Regions from separate parts of the Homo sapiens genome. Here region 1 is linked to region 2. A link is a contact called in ENCODE Hi-C data. All regions are on one chromosome and are shown on one strand. The core of a region is the stretch at or near the end of the contact, and the rest is flanking DNA. Distances in the headings are between cores, read along the strand shown. Region 1 overlaps INPP5A (inositol polyphosphate-5-phosphatase A). Region 2 holds the start of LRRC27 (leucine rich repeat containing 27).

Region 1 (3,607 bases), core at 569-3,068, 300 kb before region 2:
AACAGATTTAGTCACTGCACAAGGCGAGAAACTCAAAATAGCTCATTTGAAGAGGATGGGTTTTCGTGACCTACTATTGGACATTTTTGGCTAACAGAAAAAAAAATATTTCCTCTGCAAGTGAGTGAAGCTGCAGAATGTACCGGGTAAATGTAAATGCTTCACTGATGAGCAATGACTCCCAACAGCCAGGATTCAAGCACCTCGCCCACTAAAGGGAGCCAGGCAGGGGCTGAGGTCCGGGAGCTCACTACTGAAGCTGATGGGTGGCTAGCACCACCACAAAAGGCAGCCAGGGACAGGGCACCTTTGTTGCAATGTCTTTACCTGACCAAGTAAGCCAGCACCCAGGAGCCCCTGCCCTGGGGACAGAGGCCTCCTCCATGGGGAAGGGAGACAGAACCAGCCCCCCAACTCCCCAGGCAGTGGTGTGCTCGAAAGCTCTCAATACTAGCTCTCCAGGCGAGGCCCTGGGACTGCCCTTCCGAGGTGTGAATGCCCCGCCATGGCCAACGCTAAGCCACCGATGTGGCATCACTGAACCTGGGGTAGGAGAGGTGCTCGGCAAGGCACCATCATTCACACATCAAATACTGTGTGAGTATTTCCCTCACCCAGACACAGAGCTAAATAGTCAAGATCATACGTAACAGTACAATAATTAGGAAGGGATGAGTGTGGGGCATTTATTGCCTTTGGTTTTAATATATTTACTTTATTACAGGTTTATATAATTTGATTTTTAATAATGGCTGCATTTCACACCTGGCTCCCAAGTTCCTGATCAATTCAGTCAGTGCCCATGACAATCTGGGCGGGGTGCAGTGGTGGTGGGTGGAAGTGTGGGCTTTCCAGGAAGCACACCGGGCACGGGCTCCTGCTGGACCCCTTCCTGGCGGGAATTCTGGGGCCTGGTTCCTGCCTCTCAGAGGATCCACTTCGGCACATGCCTTCCTGAGACGGTCGCTGTGAGGTGTCAACAATGCTGGCATCCAGGCTCAGCACAGGCTGGACAGAGTGAGGTGACACCAGCCAGACACAGCTACTCACACCACAGGCGTTGGCCCGTGCCAGAGAGATACAGCCACAGGGGACACAGGCGCCCTGGCATCCGGGAGGACAGGGACACACACAGAGCTCTAGGCAGCTGCAGAAAGCCAAGCAGCTCCCCAGGGCTGGCCTGGGAGCCTCTGCAGCCTGCACGATCCTGGACAAAGATCCCTTCAACAAAACATATTGCTGGACCGCAGAGGATGGACAGGAAAGGCCACGCCACAGTGTCGGACAGCACGCTTGGGTCAGGCCTGGCTGGAAACACACTGCTGCAAAGCACAGATGTGACCGAGTGTCCCCAGGTTACCAGGCAGGGCTGTGAAGAGACACAACCCCCATGGGGGTGCACATCTCCACCCACGAGTCTGAGCTTCTGCTCAGCACTTCACGCCCTGAGTGACAATGACACTGGCATGCGTGACCTTGGAACTATCGGGGAAGTCACGGCCCAAAGCTGTGCATTTTCTTCACCAAAATTCTACAGTGAAAAAGCAGGTGCTCCTACCTTAAAGGAAAAAAGGGCAGTCAATAAAACCACATGGGTTGTTTTATTATAGTGTCCTTGAACTGGATGCTTCATAGGAAGGCCCAGGAAAAATATCTTGGAAAGGCATGGCAAGAAAAAGCACGTTCACCAGCCAAACAAGCAGCACCCTGCTTCTGCCGCGGAGCGGGGCCCAGCACGAAGGGCCCCTGGTTCCCAGGAAACAGGCAGCACAGGCCTGCCCAGGCCACGTCCATCGGCACGGCCAAGACTCGGTGTTAAAAATAGCAACAGCCAGGCCCTGTCAGGCGTTCTCCAAAGAGGAGTATCGGAGTGACCTAAAAAGGAATTACATCCTGCACAGCACCCCAGTGGAAGCCCCATGCCAAGATAAGGCGCGCAGAGGGACACGGGAATTTCTTGATAGAAAAAGGCCACAGTTACTTGCCAACGACGCCTGGAAAACACCCTGTTTAAAATCCCCGCTGCCCACCCTTGCCCTGGGTGGGGGCTCTCCTCTCCAGGTCCCTTCGGGGCTGGGCTGGGCTGCAACGGGTGCTGGGACCCCAGAAAGAGGCCTGTTTGTGACCAACCAGACCCAGGTTCCCACAGGCCCCTGGTCAGACAGCCTCCTCAAGGCGCAGCCGATGGGACCGGCCAGGGCACACGGAGCAGCTGTGTGGGCAGGGGCCTGTTCTTCTCTCCGCCCTGCACACAGGACACCATGAGTTTCCATGACCTCACCGCAGGCAGCCTGGCCAGCCTGTGTGATCTGGAGCTGCCTTTCCTTGGCCCTGCGTGGGGCTGGGCCACCATGGGGAGGGGTGTGGGACCCAGCAGGCCCCACCCAAGCACAGCCTAGAGGTTTTTTGGGGAGACTGTGGGTTCTACCACACTGACCACATGCAGCAGCCTTCCCCCCAGAGATAGGGCAAGTGACTTAAGCAAATCTGCAGATGGAGCCAGAAGCTGCTGCCGGAGACGCCACGGGCAGAGGTGGAAACGCAGGGCTCTAACCCGAACAAAGTCCGGGCTTGGGCCATCGAAGCTCCCACAAATCAGCTCTAGTTTAAGAAGCACGTCCCCCGCCGCCCCCGCCGCCTCCCGGCCCCCACCACCGCACAGGGCAGGGCAAGGTTAAGTCCAGGGTCATGGCAGGTGCGACCGAGGCCCCACCCGCCCCCCACCCTCATGGACACTTTCACTTCACTGATGCCTTCCCCTCATGGATGTCTTCCCCTCATGGATGTCTTCCCCTCATGGATGTCTTCCCCTCATGGATGTCTTCCCCTCATGGACGTCTTCCCCTCATGGACGTCTTCCTCTCATGGATGTCTTCCCCTCATGGACATCTTTCCCTCATGAAAGCCTTTCCCTCATGGATGCCTTTTCCTCAAGGATGGCCTCTCTTCATGTATGCCTTTCCCTAGAGCTTGCCTTCCCCTCAAGGACACCCTCCCCTCATGGGCACCTTTCCCTTATGGACACCATCTCCTCATAGACATCTTTTCCTCAAGGACACCTCCCCTCAAGGACGTCTTTCCCTCATGGAGGCCTTTCCCTAGAGGACACCCTCCCCTCACAGACACATATCCCTGGAGGATGCCTTCCCCTCAAGGATGCCTTCCCCTCATGGACGCCTTCCCCTCATGGACGTCTTCCCCTCATGGACAGCTTTCCCTCATGGACGCCTTCCCCTCATGGACACCTTACCCTCATGGACGCCTTTTCTTCATGGATGGCTTTCCCTCATAGACGCCTTTTCCTGGAGGACATCATCCCCTCATAGATGCCTTTCTGAAGGATGTCTTTCCCTAGAGGGTACCCTATCCTCGAGGACGCCCTCCTCCATGAACACCTTTCCCTCATGGATGCCACCTTCCCCTGGAGGATGCTTTTCCCTCGAGGATGACGTTCCCTCAAGAACGCTTTGCCCTCAAGAACACTCTCCCCTCAAGGACGCCCACCCTTCTTGGATGCCTTCCCCTTATGGACACTTTCCCCTTATGATTGTCTTTCCCTGGAGGGCAGCTTCCCCTGGAGGACACCCTGCCCTTGTGGACACCCCTC
Region 2 (3,588 bases), core at 1,044-3,543:
GCAGATCACCTGATCTCAGGCATTCAAGATCAGCCTGGGCAACATGGTGAAACCCCATCTCTACTAAAAATACAAAAAGAAAGTCAATCAATATCATAACTATGTTCCAGACACTGAACTTTCACATTATTCATTTTCACAATAAATGATGTGAAAACATGATCATTCCGACATTCCAGATTAAACCAAATGAGGTTTAAGGAAATTCTGTGAGTCCCAGCAGGGACAAGTGCTGCAGGGGGAACCCTCAACTGTCTAACATCAAACCTGTGCCCTCACAGAAGCTTTCTCTAGAAATCACATGGACAAGACAGCATCTACTGCGGACTGACCCGGAGAAGGGCCGGGCACAAAGTAAAACCAGTGTGTAACATGAGCAAAATCATGGGTGAGAACAAAGTTTTTAACTGCTCATGTTGCCTGATTTTCTTTAAGGTTTTGTGTTTTAATTAAGAGACCAAGCGTGTTTGGCAGTAGTTTCTACCACAGGTTTTGAGAGATGAACTGCAAGGAAGAGAACAGACACCTTCATCTAAATAGATGTACTATTTCCATTGGTTGGTCCCCATCATGAATTTCCCATTTTGTTGTGATTGGCGTATGAAACTATGAGTTAACCTTTCCTCTATTTAATTTTAGAATTCATCAATTCCAAAGAGAAAGAAGCCTACAAATAAAGCCCAGGGGTACATTCCCATTTCTGTCTATAGGGGACCTGTGGGCACACAGCCTGAGGAGCAGCCCCACTTACTTGAAGGCTGGGGATTCTAAAGACCTCCTCCAAACGGCACAGACCACTTTCACTCAAGTCTAAAATCGGTGAGGAGGAAAAGATGATGCCTCCAACACCCTTGTGAACATCTTTGGAGGGGGTGGCAGGCAAGCTCCTAGTCTGACCAGCACCCTCCTCCAGATCAGCAGCAGCCACAGAGGGAACTTCGTAGGAGCTGCTTCCCTCCATCCGTTCTCTTCCAGGGACAGCAGCTCATCCTCCTTGGTCTGGAGTCACCTGGAGACACGGGAAAGGGAAACGTAGAAGCAACTAATTATACCGAGGCAAAACAGAATAGCTGTGTGGCAGATCTACTGTAATGTAACTTGCTTTAAAAGCTATCATTTTTCCTAAGCAGTAGCAAAAATTTGACTTTTAAACATGTAAAAAAAAAAAAAAGGAATACAAAGAGGTTCAGATTAAAATTCTCTGCTCTCACTTTGTACAATGGAGTTCCAAGATTTAACTCCTGGAAAACGCAAAGGCGCACAATAGTAATGATCATTTTAGGGATGTAAACAGATCGGAACATTTCAAAGCCTGTAAATCAACTGCAACGCTTCCATGAAATGACTAGGGGCGGGTGGAAATTTGCACTGTTTCTTACCTCTGGTGTGGTTCTGTGCCATTTGAACTATGTTTTTAGTTTCTTGAGGCCAGGAAGCCTGTCTTTTGTTTACCATTTTGACCCAGTGACCAGAACTAAGTCTGGCTTACACCCAGTTAAGCACCGGGGAAAAACCTGTTAAATTAATCTCGAATTTTCGTTGTCCAGCAACACTTTTACTCAGAAGTATTGTTCACCAAAATCTCATTCAGCGAGGCACACTTCCACTTGCAATTTCCAAACAATTTATTCGGCAATAAGAATCAACGTTGGAATGCATCAGTTCACCTAATTCAAGTCACTCAACAGCCCAATGATTGGCATATGAGGCGCAGATCAGTTAGGGAACTGTTCCAGGGGCGCAGTTAATTGGGGGGTAGAGGCGACACCGGGACCCAGCAGGGTTCAACCCCAGGCAGCCTGCATTCCATGGAAGCCCGCGGGCTTTTTCACGGTCAGTTCACTTGTTTTCTCCGAATCACGGAACTTAAAACAGAGGAGGGGAGGCTTCAAACCTCAGAACAGGGAAAGTATCTTAAAACCAGAAGTGAAACAACAGCCTGGACTCACACAGGGCCCAGGCAGCGCAGGCTCCGTGGGGTTTCCGAGGCTGCCTTCAAGGGATCCCCACGCACGCCCACCCCCGCTCCCTGCCTCGATTTCCCCATCCGGGCGAGGCTGAGTTGGGTCCGACGCTCTGGGCCTCACATTCCAGGCCTCAGAAGGGCAGCCTTTGCGGTCAGCATCGCGGCTGGAGCTAGGCGACAGGGCACGACGGGCCGAGGCACCACCTTCCTGCCGCCGCCCGCCTCGAGGGCTCAGCGAGCTGGCCGTACCCGCCCCGTCTCACCTGCCGCGTCCCCGCCCACTGAAGCGCTGGCGAGCCCCGCCGCTGAGAGCAGCAGCCCGACAATGGAGGCCACCCAGCCAACGCGGTCGCCATGGAGACGCCGGTACGGAATCCCGCAGGCGCCACGCTGAGCGCGAGTGTGTCTGTGATGCGCCTGCGCGAGGGGTGTGGTGCGCCTGCGCGCGGGGGTGTGCGTGTTGTGGGGGTTTGTGCCTGCGTGCGGGGGCGGGGTGTGGGTGCCCCTGCGCGGCAGGGGGTCGGGTGTGGTGCGCCTGCCCGGGAGGGGGCGGGGTGTGGTGCGCCTGCGCTGGGGCGGGGGGTTGCGCTTGCGGTGGGGGGGTTGTGGTGCGCCTGCGCGGGGGTGGCAGGGGGTGGTGCGCCTGCGCACGCACGCGGCCAACGGTAGCATCCGTTTTTCCGCGCCCGCGGCCTTGAAGGGGTGGTGGTCGACGGGCAAGTAGAGACCGCGAGGGTCTGGAGGGGCGACCGGCCTGGCACAGAGGGGAAGGAAGAGAGCGGGATGCTAAGTGCCGTCTGGGGAGCCGGAGGGCCCGGGGCGGGCGGGGCTGCTCGAGGACAGCCGAGCAGAAAAGAATTGCTGCTGAGGCACCACCTTTGGAGCGGTCCTCGCTGCCTGTCCTTCCCGCTGGGCTCACTCCCCGCGTCTCTCCTGGGGCTTCCTGGAGCCACTTCCCACAGGAGCTGCTTGTCCCCAAATCTTGCCTCAGGACTTGCTGCCAGGGGAACGCAGACTCAGAGCGTCCTCTTTGGAGAAGTAAGGCTGCCTCTGGACGGAGGAGTGAGGGGGGCGAGGAAACGCAGTGAGTGTCCTGAGGAAGGGTTTTGAGAATTTGGAAGAAGATGAAATGACACCGGGCGGGAGGGGAGGTGCTCGCGTGGTCCTGTGGAACCCTGGAGTCCCGTGCACCTTCATTCCAGGATCCAACTGATAATGAAAAGTAGCACCCTCTGTCCCACCCAGAAACACTCTGGAAACCCGGACAGTTTAGCTGGAGTCTGCCATGATTTCACTTTTTTTTTTTTTTTTTTTTTTTTGAGGTGGAGTCTTGCTTTGTCTCCCAGGCTGGAGTGCAGTAGCGCGATCTCGGCCCACTGCGACCTCCGCCTCCCAGGTTCAAGCAATTCTCCTGCCTCAGCCTCCCCAGTAGCTGGGACTACAGGCGCGCGCCACCACGTCCAGCTAATTTTTGTATTTTTAGTAGAGACGGGGTTTCATCATGTTGGCCAGGCTGGTCTCGATCTCCTGACCTCATGATCCGCCCCCCTCGGCCTCCCAAAGTGCTGGGATTACAGGCATGAGCCACCGTGCCCGGCCTGATTCCACTTTTTAAAGGAAAC

The links. A loop is a pair of places that touch in the nucleus more often than their neighbours do. Pooled maps may share reads with other maps.
Region 1: a loop to region 2 is called in a pooled map, with 3 times the contacts of the local background. The contact joins the enhancer-like site here to the promoter of LRRC27 in region 2. A Hi-C loop is called at or near these places in 7 of 50 pooled maps.

What each region holds. Positions count from the first base shown.
Region 1 is chr10:132,629,827-132,633,433 of GRCh38, reverse strand. All of the region lies in intron 2 of INPP5A (inositol polyphosphate-5-phosphatase A), which reads right to left. Among named protein-coding and RNA genes, the nearest start is that of INPP5A, 94 kb to the right of the region's middle. RefSeq lists an enhancer at 126-3,607. Within about 2 kb of position 1,818, at least 25 of the 41 ENCODE cell types and tissues checked have a DNase peak (open chromatin) inside an H3K27ac peak, as active enhancers do.
Region 2 is chr10:132,330,898-132,334,485 of GRCh38, reverse strand. LRRC27 (leucine rich repeat containing 27) reads right to left here and starts at 2,293. Exons shown (of 11, transcript NM_030626.3): 1 at 2,230-2,293; 2 at 752-1,009. The coding sequence starts at 961. It also overlaps a transcript of STK32C not described here. RefSeq lists a silencer at 2,472-2,591 and an enhancer at 2,476-3,010.